Linked DNA regions of Homo sapiens: region 1 is linked to region 2. A link is an interaction called in ENCODE POLR2A ChIA-PET data of the cell type or tissue named here. Cell type or tissue: GM12878. All regions are shown on one strand. Links, peaks and the distances in the headings refer to the core of each region. The heading gives the core; the rest is flanking DNA.

Region 1 (6,957 bases), core at 1,211-5,210, 170 kb before region 2:
TCTACCAAAGATTAAAAATCAGCTGTATGTGGTAGAGCACATCTGTTGTGGTCCCAGTTGCTTGGGAGGCTGAGGCAAGAGGATTGCTTGAGCCATGGAGGTTGAAGCTGCAGTGAGCCTTGGTCGTGCTACAGCACTCCAGCCTGGATGACAGAGCAAGACCCCATTTCTCTCTCTCTCTCTCTTTTTTTTTTTTTAGTGTTTTATTTATTTATTTATTTATTTATTTTATTATACTTTAAGTTCTAGGGTATATGTTCACAACGTGCAGGTTTGTTACATATGTATACATGTGCCATGTTGGTGTGCTGCACCCATTAACTTGTCATTTACATTAGGTATATATCCTAATGCTATCCCTCCCCCTTCCCCCCACCCCACAACAGGCCCTGGTGTGTGATGTTCCCCTTCTTGTGTCCAAGTGTTCTCATTGTTCAATTCCCACCTATGAGTGAGAACATGCAGTGTTTGTTTTTTTGGCCTTGCGATAGTTGGCTGAGAATGATGGTTTCCAGCTTCATCCATGTCCCTACAAAGGACATGAACTCATCCTTTTTTATGGCTGCATAGTATTCCATGGTGTATATGTGCCCTTAATCCAGTCTATCATTGATGGACATTTGGGTGGATTCCAAGTCTTTGCTATTGTGAATAGTGCCGTAATAAACATACGTGTGCATGTGTCTTTATAGCAGCATGATTTATAATCGTTTGGGTATATACCCAGTAATGGGATGGCTGGGGCAAGACCCCATTTCAAAAAAAGAGAAAGAAAATTCGTGTAGTCCCAGCTGCTCGCGAGGCTAAAGTGGGAGGCGGAAGTTGCAGTGAGCTGAGATCACACCACTGCACTGTAGCCTGGGTGACAGAACGAGACCCGTCTCAAAAAAAAAAAAAAAAAAAAAAAAAAGGATAGAAAAAGAAAATTGACCTGGGGAATAACGGAACACATACCCTTTAAAAACGGGTAGTAGGTTGATATTCTTAATTATGGTTCAGCTTAAAAAAAAATCTTTGAAAAATTTAACCTCATAAATGCATTCAATGTTCTGTTATGTGTTCCTTAATAAAATTCCATTTTTAGAAAACAACGTAATTTAATTAATTAATTAATGTTTTTGAGATGGAGTCTCATTCTGTTGTCCAGGCGGGAGTGCAGTGGTGCAATGTCAGCTCACTGCAACCTCCGCCTCCCGGGTTCAAGTGATTCTCCTGCCTCAGCCTCCTGAGTAGCTAGGATTACAGGCACCTGCCACCATACCCAGCTAATTTTTGTATTTTTAGTAGAGACGGGATTTTGCCATGTTGTCCAGGCTTGTCTTGAGCACCTGACCTCAGGTGATTTGCTCACCTCGACCTACCAAAGTGCTGGGATTACATGCGTGAGCCACTGTGCCTGGCCCTAATTTAATTTAAATATCCAAACTTGTGTATTTCAGCTGCAGATATTGCATTTCCTAACCAAAATGTCAATTACTTTTAACTTCAAAAAGATGAAATGACACACAAATAAATTTAGTGATTTACCATAATTTTTGGAACATTGTTTTCTCCCTGCCTCCCTCCCTCTCTTTTTTTTGAGACAGGATCTAGCTCTGCTGTCCAGGCTGGAGAGCAGCAGTGCAGTCCTGGCTCACTACAACCTCTGCCTCCTGGGTTCAAGTCATCCTCCCACCTCAGCCTCCTGAATAGCTGGGACTACAGGCATGCGCCACAATACCCCGCTAATTTTTGTATTTTTAGTAGAGATGGGGTTACGCCATGTTGCCCAAGCTAGTCTCAAACTCCTGAGCTCAAGCAATCTGTGCACCTCGGCCTCCCAAAGTGCTGGGATTACAGGCATGAGCCACCATGCTTGGCCCTATTTTGAGTTATTTTTTAATGAACAGATGCAAAGTACCAAGTAGTCCAGTTACAACTGGAAAAAAGCTTGAATTCTAAATTAAATTCTAAATCAACTTTGTATGTTGCACATACAAAGGATTTGTAGGATGTGGATATTTTATGTTAAGCACAGCAGCGCCCCTCCTCCAAAACAAACCCCCAGAACAACCCACAGAAGGTTGTTTTTTTTTCCTGCCTAAAGCTTATGCTCAGGACTCTATTGTGTATTTGAATAAAAAACAGATGTGACTAGCTAGTCTTGGGTTGCTTTGATACTCTCTATTTATAAATAAAACTGTGATTATGAAAATGTCTTACTTTGTGTTATAGAGCTCAGAATTCTTTGAGGGTGGCAACCAAGGGAATGTGCTATTACTCATTACTTTATCAAGGTTGCCATTTCCATGTCTTGACAATATAAGCTGTTAGTTTTTAAAAAGTAGTGGGGGCCGGGCTCGGTGGCTCACACCTGTAATCCCAGCACTTTGGGAGGCTGAGGCAGGAGGATCACTTGAAGTCAGGAATTTGAGACCAGCCTGGCCAACATGGTGAAAACCCGTCTCTACTAAAAATACAAAATTAGCCAGGCATGGTGGCATGTGCCTGTAATCCCAGCTACTCAGGAGGCTGAAGAAGAAGAATTGCTTGAACCTGGGAGGTGGAGGTTGTGGTGAGCCGAGATCGCACCGTGGCACTCCAGCCTCGGCAACAGAGCAAGACCCCATCTCTAAAAAAATAAATAGATAAAAAGTAGTGGGGAGGAAATTTTACTTTTTTTTTTTTAAGCTTACTAAAAAAAGAAAAAAAAAATCCAAGGGCCTAACTTTTCAAAATCAGTTTTATTATATAAATTGTAAAAAGCTTTTTGGATTCTGTTTATCTAGTTGAAGGTCAATAATAAGCTTTTCTTTAAATTAATTAGAAATTACTTGTAGGAAATGTATAGAATAACAATGATCATTTTTTTTAACTAAATGATTTACAATAGTGAGAAAGTTGACCTTGAGTTACATGTTGAAAGAATAGTATGTAAGCTGGCAACAGAAATTGAAATTGAGACAGATTTCAGCACCACTGTTGGTAACAGGCTCTTATTCCAGAGGAAACATGTCAGTTTTTTATTAGTGAGTAAAGGATTTCTGCGAAGCTTTAAGAATATCTCATGTTGAGTATTGACATGTATTTTGAATGATGATTTTATGAAATAACACTTGGGATTATTTTTCTTATTCTGTATCCCCCAAATTACCTTAAAAACTTACATCTTTTGTTTTGGAGGATCCTTTAGCAAATATGCCTTTTGTATGGAAGATCTTTTATGAAAGTATACTATAAATATTTAGTTTCTATTACAATATCACTATTCGAAGATATTTATAAAATTGCAAAGTCAGACTCTTTAAAACAAACTTTATTTAAAGATATCCAGGATACCTAGATTTATCCAAGAAATCTCATTTCATCATGTTTTGCATTTCTCTTTAAAACAATGGTTAATGCCTTGTTATTTGTTATATTGCATACTGAGTGACTGTAGTCTTGAAATACAGATCTGTGTTACTTTGTATGACTGTATAACATTCCATTTTTCTTTAACCAGCTCCCAGTGAGACATAAAGATTATTTCTAGTGTTTTGCTCTTTTAATCAGTGCTTTAGCACTCTCCCGTGTATGACTGTAGATTTATAAAATTCTAAATAAAATGACATGAAATGAAATTCTACATTTTATCAGTAGAATTGTTCATTTTTTATTTTAATTTTTTTTTTAACTTTTAGGTTCAGGGGTACATGTGCAGGTTTGTTATAGGTAAACTTGTGTCATGAGGGTTTGTTGTACAGATGATTCTGTCACCCAGATACTAAGCCTAGTACCCATTCGTTATTTTTGCTGATCCTCTCCCTTCTTCCACCTTCCACCCTCTGATAGGCCATAGTACCTGTTGTTCCTCTCCATGTGTCCATGTGTTCCCATCATTTAGCTCCTACTTATAAGTGAGAACATGCAATATTTGGTTTTCTGTTCCTGCTTTAGTTTGCTAAGGATAATGTCCTCCAGCTCCTGTTTTTCATTTCTAAACCATTAAAAATCTATTTGGGGCCGGTGCAGTGGCTCATGCCTATAATCCCAGCACTTTGGGAGGCTGAATTTGGGAGGCTGAACTCCCTGAGTTCTCAGCTTGGGGAGGAAGCTTCAGGTTTCCTATCCCAGTCTTGCTGCTGGCCTGCCCTTCTGCCTACCTGCCACTCAGGTACCATCTTTACTCAGTCCCCCGAACTCCCTTTTTTTTAAAATTTGAGGAGAATTCTTGGAACTTTCCCTTGCCTCTTTTGAGACTAGCAGTGTTTCAAATGGTGTTTTTTCCTACACTTTAGCTGTTCTGTAGCAGGAGTCTCTTGGAACACCTATAGCAGAAGTCAGAATGATTGCTTTGGCAAATATAGGTCCCTGTGTGCCCATCATTGGTTTCACTGTGACTAAGGAGAAGTCATCTCAGGAAAAACATTTTTCTAGTATAACTTTTAAAATGTGGTTTTGATGAAATTTGTGATTACTTATAATTATCTGTTACAATTTAAATTTACATAAACATGCTGCTTTTATCTTCTCCTCCTCCTCCTCCCCCTCCTCCTCCTCCTCCTCCTCCCCTCCTCCTCCTCCTCCCCTCCTCCTCCTCCCCTCCTCCTCCCCTCCTCCTCCCCCTCCTCCTCCTCCTCCTCCCCCTCCTCCTCCTCCCCCTCCTCCTCCTCCTCCTCCTCCTCCTCCTCCTCCTCTTTTTTTTAATAAAAAGAGGACCACAAAAACAGTTTTACTATCTAGATGCTTGAGTTTGCTTGGTCACTTTCAGAGTATGTCGTTTCTTTGGTATTTACACATGGCTCTGGTAACCTAAAGTATTCATTTAAGGCAGGAAATGACCTGATCATATCATACATTGTTACACGCAGTCTCAATTATGTCACCAAGGGCAGTGACTTTTCTCTTCTGGTGGATGACAACAGCAATTTCCACACTTTGGAAGCTTCACTGAAATATTTTTTTCTAACAGTGTAGAGGATAAGAATTTGCAGTTCTATTGCCAGTTTATTACAGAGGCTACAACTCTGGAACAGCCAAATGGAAGCAATGCTTAGGACACAGTATGGGGGGAGGGCAAGGAGCTACCATGCCCTCTCTGGGCAGGCCACCGTCCAGTACCTCAGTGTGTTCACCAACCTGGAAGCTCCTTAACTCATTCTTTAAGGCCCTATTAATCCTTCTCTATATATACTAGTATTTTAAGAATGTATAATATAATAGCAATAGTCTTTGGTCCATTAAAAATCTTAGCTTTTCTTATTGCAGTGGTAACCCTTAGAGCACTCTTGGTAATGTATCTTAAACAGGTTCTTCATTGACTAACTTTACAGATTTTAGAATTGCAGTTTATTCTTTAAAAATATGCTGTGATTATTTTCAGGATCATAATTTCAGTAACATTTCCAGTTTTGCTTTGTTGGCGAGCTTAAAATTATGGAATGGACATTTTATGCAAATTTTATGGTATAGTAAAGAAATGAAGGGACATTTTAGAAAGCATTTAATTCTTTATGTCACTGACACTTGTAAAATTACTTCCTGTCAAACACGTGTTGAAATACAGTTTATGTTGGCAAATATTGGGATTGATTTTATATTAATTTAAATCTGTATTACATTAAAGCCTAGGAAATTACTAAAAAATGTAGGCTATGTGATAAGTTTTTCTGAGCCATTTATGGATTGGGCTTTGAAGATGAAAGTTTGTTAAACCATTGGGAATTAAAGATTCCAGCTGAACATCTCAAGTTTCTGAAACAATACATTTTCTCACACTTTGTGGAATTGTTCTGTGTCATTTACACTTGCTTGGTTCAGCAGGGCGAGCAATGAGGTATTTTTTATTTTATATTTGTTTTTGCAGGGATCTTAGCAACATCAATTGTGAAGAGCTTGGTCCATTGCCTCCTGGATGGGAGATCCGTAATACGGCAACAGGCAGAGTTTATTTCGTTGACCATAACAACAGAACAACACAATTTACAGATCCTCGGCTGTCTGCTAACTTGCATTTAGTTTTAAAGTAAGTTTTTGAAACAATACATGTTAAAATGGGAGTTAAACATGATGAAACGCATAGATGCTTTTAATAATAAATGTGAGTCTCGATACAGTGGCTCACGCCTTTAATCCCAGTGCTTTGGGAGGCCGTGGCAGCAGGATCACTTGAGGCCAGGGGTTTGAGACTAGCCTGGTCAATATAGTGAGACCTCATCTCTACAAAAAAAAAGTTGTTTAAATTAAAAAATTAGCTGGGTGTGGTGGTGTATGCCTGCAGTCCTAGCTACTTGGGAAACTGAGGCAGGAGAATCGCCTGAGCCCAGGAGTTTGAGGCTGCAGTGGACTATGATCACACCACCCCAACTCCAGCCTGGGTGACAGATGGAGACCCTGTCTCTTAAAAAATGAAAGAACATCTACTTTCATCAGTTATAATTTACTTTTATTGAGCAAAATTTATGTAAGAGTGTGACAAGGTTTACTCTGATATGAGTATTTTAAACCTACTATGCTTTTAGGTAGGAACCTGTCTTGGAATGTTAGGAAAAGGGTTATTAGAGGTGCTCAAGATGGCCTTTTACAGAGGCAATATCTTGACAGGAGAAGTAGGGGTTGAACAGGCTAATTTTGTGTTGCCATTGTAATACAAAATTATTAATAATTTATATTAATGGCTAACACCTTAGTAGCACTTACTGTGTGACAAGCATTGTTCTTTATACTTTACATATGTTGGTAAGGCCAGGCATGTGGCTCATGCTGTAATCCCAGCACTTTGGGAGGCTGAGGTTGGAGAATCACTTGAGCCTAGGAGTTCAAGACCAACCTGGCCAACATGTGAGTCCTATTCTCTTCAAAAAATTTTTTTAAAATTAGCTGGTCATGGTGGTGCGCACCTGTGGTCCCAGCTACTCAGGACACCGAGGTGGGAGGATCTCTTGAGCTCAGGAGGTCGTGGCTGCAGTGAGCTGTGATCGCGCCACTCATTCTAGC
Region 2 (6,957 bases), core at 1,288-5,287:
CTCCCAGCTACTCGGGAGGCTGAGGCATGAGAATCACTTGAACCCAGGAGGCGGAGGTTGCAGTGAGCCGAGATTGTGCCATTGCACTCCAGCCTGGACAAGAGCGAAACTCCGCCTCAAAACAAAAGATGCAAAATTGCTCAATATCATTAGGGGAATTATCAACTGCATCATCCCCACTGGTCACAACTTGCATTTCTCTGGACAACCTGGAAAATTATAAGATATCTCAAAGACAATGAAAGGCACAGAAACCTCAAAGAGTCAGATAAGCTGGAAGAATGTGCTAGATTGCCTCTACTTTTTGTTGAAGACACCCAGGAATGTTTTAGGCCTATTTCAAACCCTTTCACAATTTTTCCTGATGCTTGTTCATTTGATATGAGGTCAAAGGACAATACTTAACGTGACCCATATCCCTATAGAGTTTTATGATATTGAGGCCCGCAGTGGCCTTATGAGGAGCAATCTACAGGCTGGTGAGCTGAGGCTTGGTAGACTTGGCTCACATGAGTTCAGAAGTCCACAAACCTCCCCCAGGGCAGCTCATCCTCCCTTTCTTTTTTCTTTTCTTTTCTTTTTTTTTTTTTGAGATGGAGTCTCGCTCTGTCACCCAGGCTGGAGTGCAGTGGTGTGATCTTGGCTCACTGCAACCTCTGCCTCCTGGGTTCAAGTGATTCTCCTGCCTCAGCCTCCCTAGTAGCTGGGATTACAGGTGCCTGCCACCATGCCTGGCTAATTTTTGTAATTTTAGTAGAGATGGTGTTTCATCATGTTGGACCAAGCTGGTCTCGAACTCCTGACCTCAGGTGATCCTCCCGCCTCGTCCTCCCAAAGTGCTGGGATTACAGGCGTGAGCCACCGCACCCCGCCAGCTCCTGCTCCCTTTCATGGTGGGTGGTGCAAAGCAGGATTGCTCTTGGCCCCTCAAGGCCAAACTAATGAAACTGTGCTACGTGCAACTGATGCAGGGCAGGTGAACTCCAGAATTGGGGCTTAGCCTGGCAGGGTTCTTGGCTTTGCCCAGGAAAGAATTCAAGGGCAAGCTAGGGGAGCCGGTGGTGTTAGACAGCAACTTTTATTGAAGCGGCAGTGCACAGCAGCAGCAGACAGACTGCTCCTTGTGGAGCAGGGCTACCCTATAGGCAGTGTGCCCAGAGCACCAGCTCAGGGCAGTTCTGCATCATATGTGTGCCCATCTAGTTATATGCAAATTAAGGGCCAGACTATACAGAAATTTCTAGAAAAAGGGTGGTAACTTCTGGGTTGTCAGGTCATTGCCATGGAAAGGGGTGGTAACTTCCGGTGTTGTCATGGTAACGGTAAACTGACACGGCACACTGGTGGGCGTGTCTTATGGAAAGCTGCTTTCTCTCAGTCCCTGTTTAGCTAGTCTTCAATTTGGTCCAGTGTCCAAGCCCTACCTTTGGAGTTGAGTTCCGCCGCCTACCTCAGAACATTTGTAGAGCCATTTAAAAAGGAAAACTCTCTAATGTGACCCTTTGTAGATCCACTTTATGTCTGATAAGGAAAGGTTGGAATTCTTTCTGCTGTGTAGGCACAGGTTCAGGGCCACACAGCCCTTCCCTTCTTTGAACACCGGATTAGTGCATCAGGGAGCCCCGGCGTGGTGGATTCAGGCTCAAACACTGGAAACAGTCCAGCAAAACCTTGACCTATAGAGAGTGAAGGGCACAGGGCCAGGGGAGGGGAGCTCTTTGCGGACACAGAGTGACTTCTTTCTCTAACCTGCCTTTTGGGTTTCCTTGGCTTTTCCTTCCTCCTCCTCTCGGATGAACTTGTGAGAATGAAGGTGCATGTCTGTGGCCCATGCTGGGTCCTCCAGGCATGGTGGGCTCTGGGAGGGCCATGGCTGAGGAGCCCAAGGAAGCCAGGCCCGTTGCTTTCTCACCTGAGGATTCGTCTCAGAACCATGACACAGTCAAATGAGAACAGAAACCCCACTCTAAGGCCGGGGGCAGTGGCTCAGGCCTGTAATCCCAGCACTTTTTTGGGAGGCCAAGGTGGGTGGATCACTTGAGGTCAGGAGTTCGAGACCAGCCTGGCCAACATGGCAAAACCCCATCTCTACTAAAAATACAAAAAATTAGCTGGGCATGGTGGTGTATGCCTGTAATCCCAGCTACTCGGGAGGCTGAGGCACGAGAATCGCCTAAACCCAGGAGGTGGAGGTTGCAGTGAGCCAAGATTGTGCCACTGCACTCCAACCTGGGTGACAGATCCAGACCCTATCTCAAAAAAAAAAAAAAAAAGAAAAAAGAAAAGAAAGAAATCCCACTTCAAATCTCTACTAGAGGTTGCTTGAAGGTTGCTGGAAGGGAGATGTGAGAGCAGACTTACACCACTCTGCACAGAGAAAAACCCATGAAAAACTTGTGTCTCCCTCAGAGTCATGGTAGTGGCCCCAGCGTCCCTGACACCCCTCCCAAAGTCAACCAGTCAGTCTCTCCCTGTTTCCCTCACCCCCAGATCAGCTCCTTTCTGCCTCATCCTGGGCCTTCATCCTTCTGTTGTCCCCAGACGACCCCACCGCCCCTGGGGATAGACTAGGCTGCATTTTGCTTTTCTTTCTGTTTTTGGGGTCCCTGTCATTCTAAAGTTTGTCCAGCCAATCTGCTTAGGTTTCCACAGTGGGAACACAGACACCTTTTTTTTTTTGAGACGGAGTCTCCCTCCGTCACCCAGGCTGGAGTGCAGTGGTGCAATCTTGGCTCACTGCAACCTCCGCCTCCTGGGTTCAAGTGATTCAGCCTCTTGAATAGCTGCGACTACAGGCTTGTGCCACCACGCACGGCTAATTTTTGTATTTTTAGTAGACATGGGGTTTCACCATGTTGGTCAGGCTGGTCTCGAACTCCTGATCTCAAGTGATCCGGCCACCTCAGCCTCCCAAAGTGTTGGGATTACAGGTGTGAGCCACCGTGCCCGGCCAGATGCTGTTTTTTTATGTTGTCTGGGCAGTCATTTGTGCGCTCCATGAACAGTTGCATGGTCCTTTTTAGCATCAGACTAGAGCTATGATTCCCAGCCCACAGTGACAGAGGCCACCTAGCCACCTTTGCAATGGCAACCACATTGACGATGACAGTCTTCCTTCCTTTTCCTTTGTCTTCAGCTGTGGCAATCAGCGGGACACTGCTCTGACCCCTGGCATTGGTTTTGACAAATACTTGGCTCCTTGTTAGCTTTATTAATAAGATGAAGAGATATTTGACAGCTACATTCTCCCCCTAAAAGAAGAAGGAGTGGCCCACATGGCTTCTGGAGTTCTTGGGAACTGACACAAAACTTGCCTCTTGGTGGAGGCTGGGTTTGCCTCAGGTGGGCCCAGAGGAGACTCCGCAGCTTTAGGAATCACCTCCCTCTCTCTCAGCTGGCTTTTTCTTTTTTCTTTTTTTGACAGAGTCTCGCTCTGTGGCCCAGGCTGGAGTGTGGTGGTGCAATCTCGGCTCGCTGCAACTTCCGCCTCCCAGGTTTACTCGATTCTCTTGCCTCAGCCCTCTGAGTAGCTGAAACTACAGGCGCATGCCACCACGCCTGGCTAATTTTTGTATTTTTAGTATAGACGGGGTTTCACCATGTTGGCCAAGTTGGTCTCAAACTCCTGACCTCAAGTGATCCACCTGCTTCAGCCTCCCAAAGTGCTGGGATTACAGGCATGAGCCACTGCGCCTGACCTTTTTGTATTTTTTTAATAGAGACAGGGTTTCGCCATGTTGCCCAGGCTAGTCTCAAACCCCTGGCCTCAGGTGATCCGCCTGCTGTGGCCTCCCAAAGTGCTGGGATTACAGACATGAGCCACCATGCCCAGTCTCATCTGGCCTTTTAAAACATTTGCAAAACTTTCCTTACCTGCTGTGTTGCACAGTTCTGGCTGAAATATACCTCCCTATAATTTCCACCGAAAGTGGAAAAAAGTCTAGTTCTTCTTTCATATAAAACAATGCAATTATTTAGGCTGTGCAGGATCGGGGTGTCAGGTACTTTTCAGGTCTGAGGTGAGGCCGTGGGCAGGGCAGCTTCTACCCACCTCATCTCAACTCTCCCTTTTCTTGCTCAGTGTCACATGTAGGACCAGTTACATAATTTGTGGGTCTAGTGCAAATGAAAATTCAAAATTATCAGGAATTTCAAGGTGGCGACAGCAAGGCATCAAACCAAGCATGGCAGCTTCTGAGCACAGGGCCCCTGTGACGGCACGGGTCACACATCTATGAAGCTGGCTCTGGTCTCATGACTCATGTGTGTCAGGTCAGGGACTGGGTCTGAGCCTTCTGCCCAGAAAGGTGCTGTAAAAGGTCAGTCACAGAAGCCTTGTAGCAAGCCAGGCAGACACAGGCAGGCAGATGTGGTGCTGGGAACTTGGTTGATGTTTCACCTCCTGGCCCTCAGCTCCCCATCTGTAATATGGGTCATGATACCCCTGTGGTAGGCTGCTGATGACCCCCAAGGATATCAGGCCCTGACCCCTGGAACCTGTGAATGTTGCCCTATATGGTGTCTTAGTTTGTTTGGACTGGGTGCCTTAGAAACAACAAAAATGGGCCGGGCGCGGTGGCTCACGCCTGTAATCCCAGCACTTTGGGAGGCTGAGGCAGGTGGATCACCTGAGGTTGGGAGTTCAAGATCAGCTTGACCAACACAGAGAAACCCCATCTCTACTAAAAACACAAAATTAGCCAGGCATGGTGGCTCATGCCTGTAATCCCAGTTACTCAGCTGGCTGAGGCAGGAGAATCGCTTGAACCCGGGAGGCGGAGGTTTCAATGAGCTGAAATTGTGCCATTGCACTCCAGCCTGGGCAACAAGAATGAGACTCCATCTCAAAAAAAAAAAAAAAAAAGAAACAACAAAAATGTATTTCTCACAGTTCTGGAGTTTGGGAAGTCCAGCATCAAAGCTCCAGCAGCTCCAGTGTCTGGTGAGGCCTACTTCCTCATTTATAGATGGCTGTCTCTCTGCTGTGTCCTCACATGATGGAAAGGACTAGGGAATTCTTTTCTTGCCTTTTTTTTTTTTTTTTCTGTTTTGAGAAGGAGTCTTGCCCTGTCACCCGGGCTGGAGTGCAGTGGCGCGGTCTCGGCTGACCACAACCTTTGCCTCCTGGGTTCAAGTGATTCTCGTGCCTCAGCCTCCCAAGTAACTGAGGCTACAGGCGCGCCACCATGCCAGCTAATTTTTGTATTTTTAGTAGAGATAGGATTTTGCTACGTTGTCCAGGCTGGTCTCAAACTCGTGGCCTCACGTCGATCTGCCCACCTTGGCCACCCAAAGTGCTGGGATTACAGGCGTGAGCCACCGCACCGGGCCTAGGGATTTTCTTATGGTCCCTTTCATAAGGGCACCAGTCCCATTCATGAGGCCTCCACCCTCATGACATAACCACCTCCAAAGGCTCCACCTGCAAGTACTATCACACTGGGGAGTTGGTTCCAACATGTGAATTGTCGCGGGGATGCAAACATTCAGTTTGTAACATGTGGGAGAATGGGATTTGCAGATGTGATTAAGTTAACAGTTTTGAGTTGGGGAGATTATCTGGATGGGCTCCAAATGCAATCACAAGTGACTTTACCAGAGAGGCAGAGGGAGGCGGGGCACATTGGTTTATGCCTATAATCCCAGCACTTTGAGAGGCCCAGGCAGGAGAATCCCTTGAGCTCAAAAGTTCAAGGCCAACCTGGGAAACATAGCGAGACCTCATCTTTACAAATAATTAAAAAATTATCTAGGCATGGTGGTGTGTGCCTGTGGTCCCAGCTACTCAGGAGGCTGAGGTGAGAGAATCACTGGTGGTCAAGGCTGCAGTGAGTCGTGATTGAACCACTGCACTCCAGCCTTGGAAACAGGGTGAGACCCCATCTCAAATAAATAAATAAATAATAAATAAGGGAGATTAGACACACAGAAGAGAGGTGATGTGAAGATTGAGCAGAGATTTGAAGATGCTGGCCTTGAAGACTGGAGTGATGCACCCACAGACCAAGGAATGCCAGCAGCCACCAATCTGCTCCTGTAAGAGGCCAGGAACAGATTCTCCTCCCGCAGAGCCTCTGCAGGGAGTGTAGCCCTGCTGGCAGCTTGATTTTGGTCCATTCATACTTATTCTAGATCCAGAATGGGGAAAGAATAAGTTTCTGTTGTTTTAAGCCAGGAAGTGTGTGGGTATTTGTCACTGTAGCCACAGGAAATGAAAACATACCCTCTAAAATTTTTAAAATAACAGATTCATTGAGATATAGTTCACATGCCATACCATTTACCTATTTAAAGCGTGCAATTCAATGGTGTTTCATATATTCAGAGTTGTGCAACCATCACCCCAATCAATTTTAGAACATTTTCATTATCCCAAAAAGAAACCTGTATTCTTTAGCTATCTTGCCTAATCCCCCAGCCCTAGCCAACCAAACTACTTTCCATCTCCATGGATTTGCGTATTCCGGACATTGCATAGAAATGGAATTATATAATATGTGGCCTTTCATGTGTAGCTTCTTCCACTTAGCATGTTTTTAAAGTTCATCTATAGTGTAGCATGTATCAGTATTTCGTTCCTTTTGTTGTTGTTGTTTAGAGACAGAGTCTCATGCTATGACCTGGGCCAGAGTGCAGCGGTGCAATCCTAGCTCACTGTAGCCTCAAAGTCCTGAGCTCAAACAAGCCTCCCATCTCAGCCTCCAGAGTAGCTGGGACTACCGGGGCACACCACCACACCAGGCTAATTTTTAAAAATTTTTTGAGAGAAGTTGGTGGGAGGTGAAAAAAAAAATTTTTTTTTTTTGGTAGAGCCAGGGTCTGGCTATGTTGCCCAGGCTAGTCTCAAACTCCTGGCTTTAAGCGATTCTCCAGCCTCGGGCTCCCAAAGTGCTGGGATTACCGGTGTGAGCCACCATGCCCTGCCCAGTACTTTATTCTTTTTATTGCCAAATAATA

Evidence for each region. ChIA-PET counts read pairs that join two places held together with the same protein. Peaks named below come from ENCODE experiments on the same cell type or tissue, not always from the same donor. Only the 100,000 strongest peaks of a DNase experiment are listed, where the experiment ranks them.
Region 1: POLR2A ChIA-PET joins it to region 2 with 5 read pairs; 2 of 35 experiments call an interaction of 5 or more read pairs at or near these places.

What each region holds. Positions count from the first base shown.
Region 1 is chr17:64,570,827-64,577,783 of GRCh38, reverse strand. It overlaps SMURF2 (SMAD specific E3 ubiquitin protein ligase 2), which reads left to right. Exons shown (of 19, transcript NM_022739.4): 10 at 5,828-5,986. Among named protein-coding and RNA genes, the nearest start is that of CEP95, 67 kb to the right of the region's middle. In GM12878, for the core only: no CTCF peak of the experiment used is centred there; no DNase peak of the experiment used is centred there.
Region 2 is chr17:64,401,354-64,408,310 of GRCh38, reverse strand. No RefSeq gene overlaps it. Among named protein-coding and RNA genes, the nearest start is that of PECAM1, 14 kb to the right of the region's middle. RefSeq lists enhancers at 3,344-3,423, 3,534-3,643. In GM12878, for the core only: no CTCF peak of the experiment used is centred there; DNase peaks (open chromatin) are centred at 3,510, 4,040 and 4,290; H3K27ac peaks cover 1,394 bases.